Linked DNA regions of Homo sapiens: region 2 is linked to region 1. Evidence: chromatin loops called from intact Hi-C (ENCODE). Cell type or tissue: PC-9. All regions are shown on one strand. Links, peaks and the distances in the headings refer to the core of each region. The heading gives the core; the rest is flanking DNA.

Region 1 (5,374 bases), core at 119-5,118:
AGATTCAAGTCCATTGTGATGCAGGCATCTGTCCAACAGGCATCCCTGTGTTCTTTCCCCAGGCGGCGCCTCCCTTTCCACTGCTGATGCTCACACAGCTCTGCAAATAGTGTCCACCCTCAGTTGTTGTGTTAGAGGAAGTCACAGCCCTGCTTTGCTTTATTTCTTTATTTTTCATTTCTCTTGTGCCTCTAAATGAAGCTCTTGGAAACACTTCTGTTCCATCCATTGTGCCTGGGCTAAACTGTCTCAGGTCCCTTAATTTCTCTGCTTTTTCCCAAAAACACTTTTTTTTTCCTCCCACTGAGACAGGAAGTCAGGGCTTGGCATCCTCCCCAAAACAGGCTTCAATACCAGGTCACGGGCTGGGTTCCAGGTTGCTCCTTAGAGCCTTCCTAGAGACAGGTTACTACCCTCCTCCCCCACCGCCTGCCCCCGACCTCTCTGTGAGTGCAGAAATACCTTGGGGAACAAGTGGGCTCTTACAAGGAGTTCCTGCCTCCCTTAGAGACACCTATTCTTGTATCCCCCCAAGTTCTATCTTCCATTCTCTGTAGTTTCCTGTCAGATGGTTTCAAAATATGAAACAGCCTTTTTCTTTTCTTTTGAGATGGAGTCTCGCTCTGTCACCCAGGCTGGAGTGCAGTGGCGCGATCTCAGCTCACTGCGACCTCTGCCTCCTGGGTTCAAGGCATTCTCCTGTCTCAGTCTCTGGAGTAGCTGGGATTATAGGCGTGTGCCACACCGGCTGATTTTTCTGTATTTTTAATAGAGACGGGGCTTCACCATGTTAGCCAGGCTGGTCTCAAACTTCTGACCTCAGGTGATCCGCCTGCCTCGGCCTCCCAAAGTGCTGGGATTACAGGCATGAGCCACCAAACCCGGCCTCCCTGTTTATTTTCTAATTCTCTAATTCCCTGTTTATTTACCAAAATTGATTAGCAGCCAATCTGTGGGAAGGAAAATGGCTTCCGGTATTCTTGCTTTCAGGGAAATGAGATGAAGAAGAATGGAGCAGGGGAGATTGTGCTTCATTCTGCAGCAAGGCTGCTTGGGCTGAGACTGCTGGGGAGGAGCCCTCAGAGGCATCTGAAACGGCCTTGGCAAGTGTTATATCAGTGGGAAAATTATAACAGTAAGCTAAACTAACCCTCCCTGGATCTTCCCTTTCCCTTAATTATTCCTGGGCTATTGGGCCAAGCTAACTTTGGAAGACATTTAGGTTACAGTTTAAATGATAACAGGCCTTGCCCAAAACTCAACCGCTTTTGCAAAGCTAATGGGAGGCCATCAGGCTGGGAAGGAGAGACTAAATCCTGGTAAGGCACAGGCATAAGCCATTGTCAGCCATTACTCCAAGGTTATAAGATATGCAACTTCCAGGCCGGGTGCGGTGGCTCATGCCTGTAATCCCAGCACTTTGGGAGGCCAGAGTGGGTGGACTGCTTGAGTCCAGGAGTTTTGAGACCAGCCTGGGCAACATGGCCAAACCCTATCTCCACTAAAAATGCAAAAATTAGCCAGGCATGGCGGCCCAGCCTGTAGTCCCAGCTACTTGGGGGGCTGAGGTGGGAGGATCACCTGAGCTTGGAAAGTCGAGGCTGTTGTGAGCCATGATTGCACCACTGCACTCCAGCATGGGTGACAGAGTAAGACCCTGTCTCTAAAAAAAAAAAATAAGATATGCAACTTCCCTAGTTATTCCTGCAAATAACACTATTGTAGAACCTAAGATTGGCCCTTTGAGCTATCTTTCCAGGTTTTTTTTTTTTTTTTTTTTGAGATGGAGTGTCTCTCTGTCGCCAGGCTGGAGTGCAGTGGCACAATCTTGGCTCAGTGCAACCTCCGACTCCCCGGTTCAAGTGATTCTCCTGCCTCAGCCTCCTGAGTAGCTGGGACTACAGGCATGTGCCACCACACCCAGCTAATTTTTGTATTTTTAGTAGAGACAGGGTTTCACCACGTTGGCCAAGATGGTCTCAATCTCCTGACCTCGTGATCCGCCCACCTCGGCCTCCCAAAGTGATGGGATTACAGGTGACAGCCACCGTGCCCAGCCAGGTTTTTTTTTTTTTTGAGATAGTCTTGCTCTGTCACCCAGGCTGGAGTGCAGTGGCTCGATCTCCTCTCACTGCAACCTCCGCCTCCCAGGTTCCAGTGATTCTCCTGCCTCAGCCTCCCGAGTAGCTTTTTTTTTTTTTTTTTTTTTGTATTTTTAGTAGAGACAGGATTTCACCATGTTGGTCAGGCTGGTCTCGAACTCTTGGCCTCAAGTGATCCACCCGCCTCAGCCTCCCAAAGTGCTGGAATTACAGGTGTGAGCTACCACGCCCAGCCTCCTCCTGCCCAATTTTATGTGGCTTCCAGGATGTCTGGTTCTCCCATTATCCTGTAAGCTCTTTGACATCAAGTACCATTCATTGCTGCCTTCTCATAGTACTCAGCCCAGGGTCTCACACTGCAGGTGTTCAATTAATATTTGTTGAATTTATCTGAGTGTAACCCACACGCTCATTTTTACCAATGAGCAAACTAAGACCCAGGGGTAAAAGAGACAGCCCAAGGTCCTACAACTCATTTAGCGGCAGAAATAACCCATATAATAACCCATCCTCCCAGAATTACTATAAAGCAGCTTTAGAATAGCTGGGAAATTCACTGGTTTGCACTGTACTAAGCTAAGCTTTGTTAAGAAGGAGCTTTGTAAGAAGGAGCTCTGGCTTAACCCTGATCACTTTCCACCGGACACAAAAATGCTCAAATGAAACCAGTGCCCTACATTCCAGGCAGAGCTAGAGAACCCAGCACCAATTTAGTGCATACAATAGATACTTAAACATTCAATAACAAATGCCAAGAGCCAGCTATGAAAGTTGCCAATTTAAGCCACTAGAGGGAATCAAAGGCTCAGATTCGTCTGATGTCCCCAAAAAACTGGAACATTGTGGCGGGTGGTGTGCTTTGACAGTCAGCCAAGTCCTATTTATACCATATCCAGAATTAAATACAGCAGTGCAGGGAGGAGCCCCTCTGTGAATACAAATGGCTTCATCAAGGCAGGGAGCCATGAGATCAGGGCGCATACACTTCTAGTCTTCCTTGAACTTCAGTTCGTTAGACTCCAGGAGGCCACTGAGATTTCTACAGATTTCTAAGGTCCTTCTCCTTCTGTCCCTTTTTTTTTCTTTCTTTCTTTCTTTTTTTTTACATTAAAGCTTTTACATTTTTTTACATTGCTCAAAGGGTCTTCTGTACTTTTTTTTCTTTTCTTTTTTAAACCCACCTAAGCAGAGAGGGGCCTGGGTTCTGTCTCTTTTTTTTTTTTTTTGAGACAGAGTGTCACTCTGTTGCCCAGGCTAGAGTGCAGTCGCGCAATCTCGGCTCACTGCAACCTCTGCCTCCCAGGTTAAAGTGATTGTTGTGCCTCAGCCTCCTGAGTAGCGGGGATTACAGGCATGCACCACCATGCCTGGCTAATTTTTGTATTTTTAGTAGAGACGGGATTTCACTGCGTTGGCCAAGCTGGTTTCAAACTCCTGACCTCAGGTGATCAGCCCGCCTCGGCCTCCCAAAGTGCTGGGATTACAGGCCTGAGCCACCATGCCTGGCTTTTTTTTTTTTTTTTTTTTTTTTTAATCCAGATTCTCCCTCTGTAGCCCAGGCTGGAGTGCAGTGCTGTGATCTCGGGTTCATGAGTAACTGGGATTACAGGGTTGCACCACCCACCGAGCTATTTTTTTTAGTAGAGATGGGGTTTCTCCATGTTGACCAGGCTGGTCTCAAACTCCTGGCCTCAAGTGATCTGCCCGCCTCAGCCTCCCAAAGTCTAGGATTACAGGCATGAGCCACCGCGCCCGGTCCTGGGTTCTATTTTTTTTTTCCCCAGACGGAGTCTCGCCCTGTTGCTCAGGCTGGAATGCAATGGCGTCATCTCAGCTCGCTGTAACCTCCGCCTCCCAGGTTCAAACGATTCTCCTGCCTCAGCCTTTCAAGTAGCTGGGATTACAGGCAGGCGCCACCATGCTCAGCTAATTTTTTGTATCTTTAGTAGAGACGGGGTTTCACCATGTTGGCCAGGCTCGTCTCGAATTCCTGACCCCTTATGATCCACCCGCCTCAGCCTCCCAAAGTGCTGGGATTACAGGTGTGAGCCACCGCGTCCGGCCTCTGTCTTTAACTCCAAGGCTTAGCAGTGCTCATGGGGGCTGCTGAGCTTGTCTGCCATCTGATGGGTGAGAGGAAAGGGGCAGTCTGACCATCCTGTGGCTAGCCTTGGATTGCGTGGGCACTGGAAGATTCATCTTTGTTAGGAAAGACTTTAGAGATCATCAGTTTAACTTATGAGGAGATTGCACCCCAGAGAATTGAGATGTCACGTCACAAAACTAATTAGTGGCAGAATTGCAAGTAAGGGAATAGTCTCTGCTAGGATTCTGTTGCAGCATTTACCTATGGGAAGAGGTGCTGAGTGGTGGCAGTGGTAAGGACTGCCTCCTTAGGCACAGGCAGAATGCCTTCAGGGAAGCCGCAAGCTCTCCCTAAGTGGGAGCTTTTGCATGCACCTCAGGCACTTATCAAAGGACCTCTGGGAGCTTGAGAAAATTACCTTCTGAGCCTTAGTGTTTCCATCCGCAAAATGGGAATTAAAGAAGACACTGAGGAAAGCAGCTAGCATTGTGAAAGCACATAGGAGTCTCCCATTAAAATGTTAGTTCTCTTCCCCTGCTCATCTCTGCTAGAAGGGACTTTTTCTCACATGACTGCTGCCTACACTCAATTAAGAGTAGTTTAAAGTTTTATCCTCTAAAAGGTATTTACATTTATTTCCTTCCCTTCCCTCCCTCCCTCCCTCCCTCCCTCCCTCCCTTCCTTCCTTCCTTCCTTCCTCTCTCTCTCTTTCTTTCTTCTTTTCTTTCTTTCTTTTTTTTTGAGATGGAGTCTTGCTCTGTCGCCCAGGCTGGAGTGCAGTGGCACAATCTTGGCTCACCACAACCTCCGCCTCCTGGGTTCAAGCGATTCTCCTGCCTCAGCCACGTGAATAGCTGGGATTACAGGCATGCGCCACCACACCTGGTTAATTTTGTATTTTTAGTAGAGACAGGGTTTTGCCACGTTTGTCAGGTTTGTCTCAAACTCCTGACCTCAGGTGATCTGCCTATCTTGGACTCCCAAAGTGCTGGGATTATAGGTGTGAGCCACTGTGCCAAGCCGTATTTACATTTTCTCATAGATTCTCCTGAACCTTAAGACCCCCTTCAAAGAGATGGGCAGGAGGAACTGTGGTTTTTGTTTGTTTGTTTTTTGTTTTTTTTTTTTTGAGACAATCTTGCTCTGTCACCCAGGCTGGAGTACAGTAGCGCAATCTCAGCTCACT
Region 2 (5,374 bases), core at 301-5,300, 450 kb after region 1:
AATTTTAATATCTAGAAAATATAGATCACTAGTCTATGTTTTCTAAAGTTATTTAGATACTAAATTACTAGAGAATTAGGTTAAAATAGTATAGACCAATGATTCCTAAACATTGCCGCATATTTCAATCACTTGGAGATCCTTCAAAAGCTCTGATACCTGGCTCCCACCCCCAGACATTCTTGTTTAGTTGGTTATGTAAAAACTCTCAGATGATTCTGAAGTGCAGCAAAGTTTAGGGAGCACTAGTATAGATCATTTGGTGAATTTGTAGTTGAAGCTGGCTGAAAATGTAGATTTGGTTGTAGTGAACACTTAGAAAAGAAAAAGATAATACCCAGGAGCCAGTTATTCTATTTGGATAAGATTAAAAGAAAATTGGAAAAGAGAATTGGTGTGCATGGTGAAATGGGGTTTACCCCTAGTAAGCTCTGTTCCCAGTGAGCTAAGGGCTAAGTGTGTTTATTCTGCTGGGCTGCATTTTGTCCCAGGGAAGGCTTTCATATGTATCCATGTGTACATGATAAAATTTTACTTAAAGGGTGGCTACCTGATTGAATGGCAATGTTGGTTGCTAAAGGGTGAATGTTGTGTTGGAGCCATCTGAATCCTCAGCTTCCTCACCCTTCAATCTCCTGGCCATTTCTTGCTTTAAGTTTTAATTACGTAGACATCACTCACCTCATGAGAGAGATGCAGGATTAATGAGAGGTCTTGGGTTACAGCTGGGTCAGAGGCAATCAGTATATCCATTTGGACACCCCTGAACCAGCCTCCGTGGATTAGAGTCTGAGTTGGGGAACTCGGAGAGGACAGAGTGGACATCTGTGGAACATCAGTTCTCTTGCATTAATGGCTCATAATGCACAGACTATATCCTAAGCATTAATTCAGGAAAGAGTTATTTAATAGGGTCTCTAGAGTCCCTGATGGCCAGTGTATACCAACTCGTTTATAATTCAAGGACTGAGTTAGAAGATCTTTAATGACCCCTCCCATTAAAAAAACTTTGGTCAGATGTTGACCTCTTTGGCTAACAATCTAGCTTTCTTCCTCTTCCAAACTTCCTGACAGACTGTCTATATACCCTCTGTTTCCTTGACCCTCTTTCACTCTCAGGGCAGCCAGTTGTTTGGGGCAGCACTGCAGAATCTTGGAGACAAATCCTGGTTTCTCTGTTTACTCTGTATGTGATCTGGGAAAATTCTTCAGTCACTGAGATGCCTCAGTTTCCTCTTCCATAAAGTAGGGTCAGTGGATAAAAGGAAGGAATACATATTAAATGTATAAAATCCCTGCCTGGCTCATAGTATACTTTGAATGCTTTTAACCATTTTATTGGAGGAATAACTTGAGGAAGGGATGATGTCCTACTCATCTGAGTTTCTTTTTGCTCATCCATATAGTAGTGTATCAGTGAGGGTCCCATAAGACAGAAACCACACCAATAATTTGAACAGGGAAAATTTAATATTAAGAATCATTGGCTGGGTGCAGTGGCTCATGCATATAATTCCAGCACTTTGGGCCGCCAAGGTGGGAGGATCGCTTGAGCCCAGGAGTTTCAGAGCAGCCTGGGCAACATAGGGAGACCCCATCTTTACAAAAAAAAAAAAAAAAAAAAGAAAGAAAGAAACAAAATGCCGGACATGGTGGTGTGTGCCTGTAGCCCCAGCTATTCCGGAGGCTGAGGTGGGAGGATTGCTTGAGCCCAGAAGGTTGAGGTTGCAGTGAGCCGAGATTGTGCCACTGCACTCCAGCCAGGGCAACAGAGGGAGACCCTGTCTCAAGAAGGAAAGATAAAAGAATCATTAACAAGTAAAAACATGGAAAGGTCTCTGAAGAATGGAGGTATAACAGATGCCTCTTGTTATAACAGATGTAGGGAGCAGCTCCTAGGATTGAGCCACTCACTCACTGAAGGACAAACTTCTAAGAAGGCTCCCTGCACTTCCTCCAAACCCAAGGCTAAAATTCAGAACTTATTGGAGAGGGTGTGGCCATTGCCCAGTGTATGGCACAGAGGCTCTAGAGGTTCTGGGGACTGGGGCACATAAGCTGGAAACTGCCCATTAGGGTATCAGTGAAACTCATTGGGAGGCTGGTGACTTCTGCAGAAAAGCACCAGAACAAAAAAGGGCAGCCCCTTCTAGTGTCTCTCTAGCGCCCTCTACTGACAAGATATAACATTGTGCCAGCCGGCAAAGAAGAAACGTTGACAGGGCACAGCTCCAGCATCACAAGGCAGGGAAAAGAAGGGTGGATTTGCAGCTGAGGGGCAATACATGGATACGTAGCCTGAGTAGGAACAACGGAACTTACCTTGAAGGGTTGTTTTGAGGGTTAAATGCAATATTATACAAGCACCTTTTGCCTTGTAGATGTTTATTTATGGAAGTAGCATGGTATGGTGAAAAGATGGATTTTATTTTATTATAATTTTTTGAGACAGAGTCTCACTCTGTCACCGAGGCTGGGGTGCAATGGTGCGATCTTGGCTCACTGCAACCTCTGCCTCCTGGGTTCAAGCAACTCTCCTGCCTCAGCCTCCCAAGTAGCTGGGATTACAGATGCCTGCCACCACACCTGGCTAATTTTTTGTATCTTCAGTAGAGATGGGGTTTCACCATGTTGGCCAGGCTGGTCTGAACTCCTGATCTCAGGTGATGCACCTGCCTCAGCCTTCCAAAGTGCTGGGATTACAGATGTGAGCCACTGTGCCCAGTGGAAAAGATGGATTTTTAGAAATAACTGTAGGATCATGGGTACTTAAAGTACAGGCTCCTGATACTCAGTTTTCTCATCAGTTTGATAAAATACTTTTTTTTTTAAAACGGAGTTTTGCTCTTCTTACTCAGCTGGAGCACAATGGCACGATCTCGGCTCACCACAATCTCCATCTCCTGGGTTCCAGTGACTTTCCTGCCTCAGCCCCCTGAGTAGCTGGGATTATAGGCGCCCACCACCACGCCTGGCTAATTTTTGTATTTTTAGTAGAGACAGGGTTTCACCATGTTGCCGAGCCTGGTCTTGAACTCCTGACCTCAGGTGATCCACCTGCCTCGGCCTCCCAAAGTGCTGGGATTACAGGCATGAGCCACTGCGCCTGGCCTTAAATAAATTTTATAAAAGGATAAAAGGCATAAAAGCACCCCTGTGCCTGCAATGGTGAATTCTCAGTAACTTGTCGATCCCTGTTTCTCTTCTTCTTTGTATCCCACACACTCAGAAATCTCCTAAATGACTATGCTTCAGAAAAGCACTCGTGATTTGGATGATAGTTTTAAAACAATGAGATTCGCTTTTGCCTATCATTCTCCATGATTCAACAAATTCAGATTTATGTAAACTGTTTGGAGTGCTACTCTGTAAAAGTTTTTAAATTTTATTTTATTAGTATGCAGGTGGGATTCAGAGACGTAAGATCTTAGCCTTTATTTTCAACATCTCCCATGCATGTCAACAAAGATTATCAAACACAGGAAGTGAATAAAATACTATGTAGACACTGACCCTCTTTATATAAAATGTGATTGATCAGGTCTGGGTTGAATGGATTGGTTCAGTTGGATTTGCAGGTGTATCTTAACTTCTCTTTCTTAGCCCTGATTCATCTAGGGTGGTCTCTGGAAAGTGCTTTTGACACTGCACAGGACTCTCAGAAACCTCTTTTCCTTTAAAAAGTAGAAGATAGTGTCAGTTTTCTGTATCTCTGAAGGAAAGGTTTAATTCAGAGAAAGGTACCCACTTTTACCTCAATTTCCTAAATTCATTTACAGAAAAGCAGCTTGGGAATTTAGGCACCAAATAGCTGTGAAAGTGTGGAGATTGAGTCCGGAGGCGTAAGTTCCGTTTGTGGAAGTCCTGTTGGCTTTGTTAGGATTGCAGCATGTACCTGCTCTTGGATCAGCTGGTCACCCCAGAGTTTGTGCTGTCCTTTCAAGAAGGACAAGGGCAGAAAGTATGAGTGCCTCTATGGGAAATTATAAACACCGTTAGGACAAAAAGGCCCATGCCTTCCTAATGGCATGTCAGTAGCCCCTTCTTTTCACACGCAATGTAATCGTTCAGAGTAGGACTCGGGTAAGGCAGATGGGGTTTCAGATACAGGCTCTACTACTTAATAACCATGTACTATAGGCAAGTTATTAAACTTTCTACCTCTTCGTTTTGTCATCTGAGAAATGGGAATAGTAAGTAGTATCCATTTCATATACTGTTGATATAATTCAGTGAAATAATTCTTGTCAGGGGTTTAGCAAATTGCACTGCACATAAATAGTACTCTTTTGCTATCATCAGGATAGTTTTGGTTTTATTGTAGCTCAAGTGAAGCGCTTCTCATCATGAAAGCCTTGTATTCTGTAACAGTAGACACAGTCCAGATTCCCTGATTCGCTTGTTTTGTTACTTTTCTATTATTTAATGTGTCCATTTTGAGGGTAGCAGGCAAATAACATTTTGGTGACTGAAGAAATACCACGCACATACTTCGTGCATCTTAAGGAACTGAGATCTTTCTTGTATCCAAACTCAAGGCTTCTGAATATCTGTCTCACCACTAGAAAATATTTTTCACTGTGTTTTTCAACAGTAGCTATTGCTTTTGACCAATATTGATTATAGTAGCTGTAGTTTACTGGACAGATACATACTATGTGTCAGATGCAGTGAGAAGCAGGTTGCATGTATTTACATCATTTAATCCTCACATGTTCCATTAAGATTGAAAGATCGGAAACTTAGTGAAGCTAACTTTTCAAAGAGCACAGAAGAAGTAATTGATAGGACTAACATTTGAAGTTGTATTTGTCTGGTCCCTGACATACGGTTTTAACCCATTGTATTTAATACAAACCATGAAAATACTAACAATGTAAGCCCATATACAGCTGTACATTTTGTAGTGGAAGAAGTAAAGTCCCCTCAAAATTAGCACAACTTGTTCAAAGTTACATAGTAAGTGAGTGGGGAAGTTAGGACTAGGACTCTGGCCACTTGATTCCACCAACCCCTGTGTCTATGCCTTAATGGAGGAAAGGACATTCAGTGCAACTTTTTTTTTTTTTTTTTTTTTTTTAATGCAGAGTCTTGCTCTGTCGCCCAGGCTGGAGTGCAGTGGTGCGATCATGGCTCACAGCAACCTCTGCCTCCTAGGTTCAAGAGATTCTCCTGCCTCAGCCTCCCGAGTAGCTGGGATTACAATTGTGTGCCACTATGCCTGGCTAATTTTTGTATTTTTAGTAGAGATGGGGTTTCACCACGTTGGCCAGGCTGGTCTAAAACTCCTGAGCTCAAGTGATTCACCCGCCTCTCCCTCCCAAACTGCTGAGATTACAGGCATGAGCCACCATGCCCAGCCCAAAGATATTTA

Evidence for each region. Peaks named below come from ENCODE experiments on the same cell type or tissue, not always from the same donor. Only the 100,000 strongest peaks of a DNase experiment are listed, where the experiment ranks them.
Region 2: a loop joins it to region 1, with 4 times the contacts of the local background. A loop is called at or near these places in 3 of 110 quality-filtered maps.

The regions. Positions count from the first base shown.
Region 1 is chr11:123,100,520-123,105,893 of GRCh38, forward strand. All of the region lies in intron 1 of CLMP (CXADR like cell adhesion molecule), which reads right to left. Among named protein-coding and RNA genes, the nearest start is that of HSPA8, 41 kb to the left of the region's middle. In PC-9, for the core only: CTCF peaks have their summits at 2,878 (motif pointing right) and 3,089; a DNase peak (open chromatin) is centred at 2,892.
Region 2 is chr11:123,552,922-123,558,295 of GRCh38, forward strand. The region is part of intron 2 of GRAMD1B (GRAM domain containing 1B); the gene reads left to right. Among named protein-coding and RNA genes, the nearest start is that of SCN3B, 99 kb to the right of the region's middle. In PC-9, for the core only: CTCF peaks have their summits at 2,180 (motif pointing left) and 2,379; a DNase peak (open chromatin) is centred at 2,160.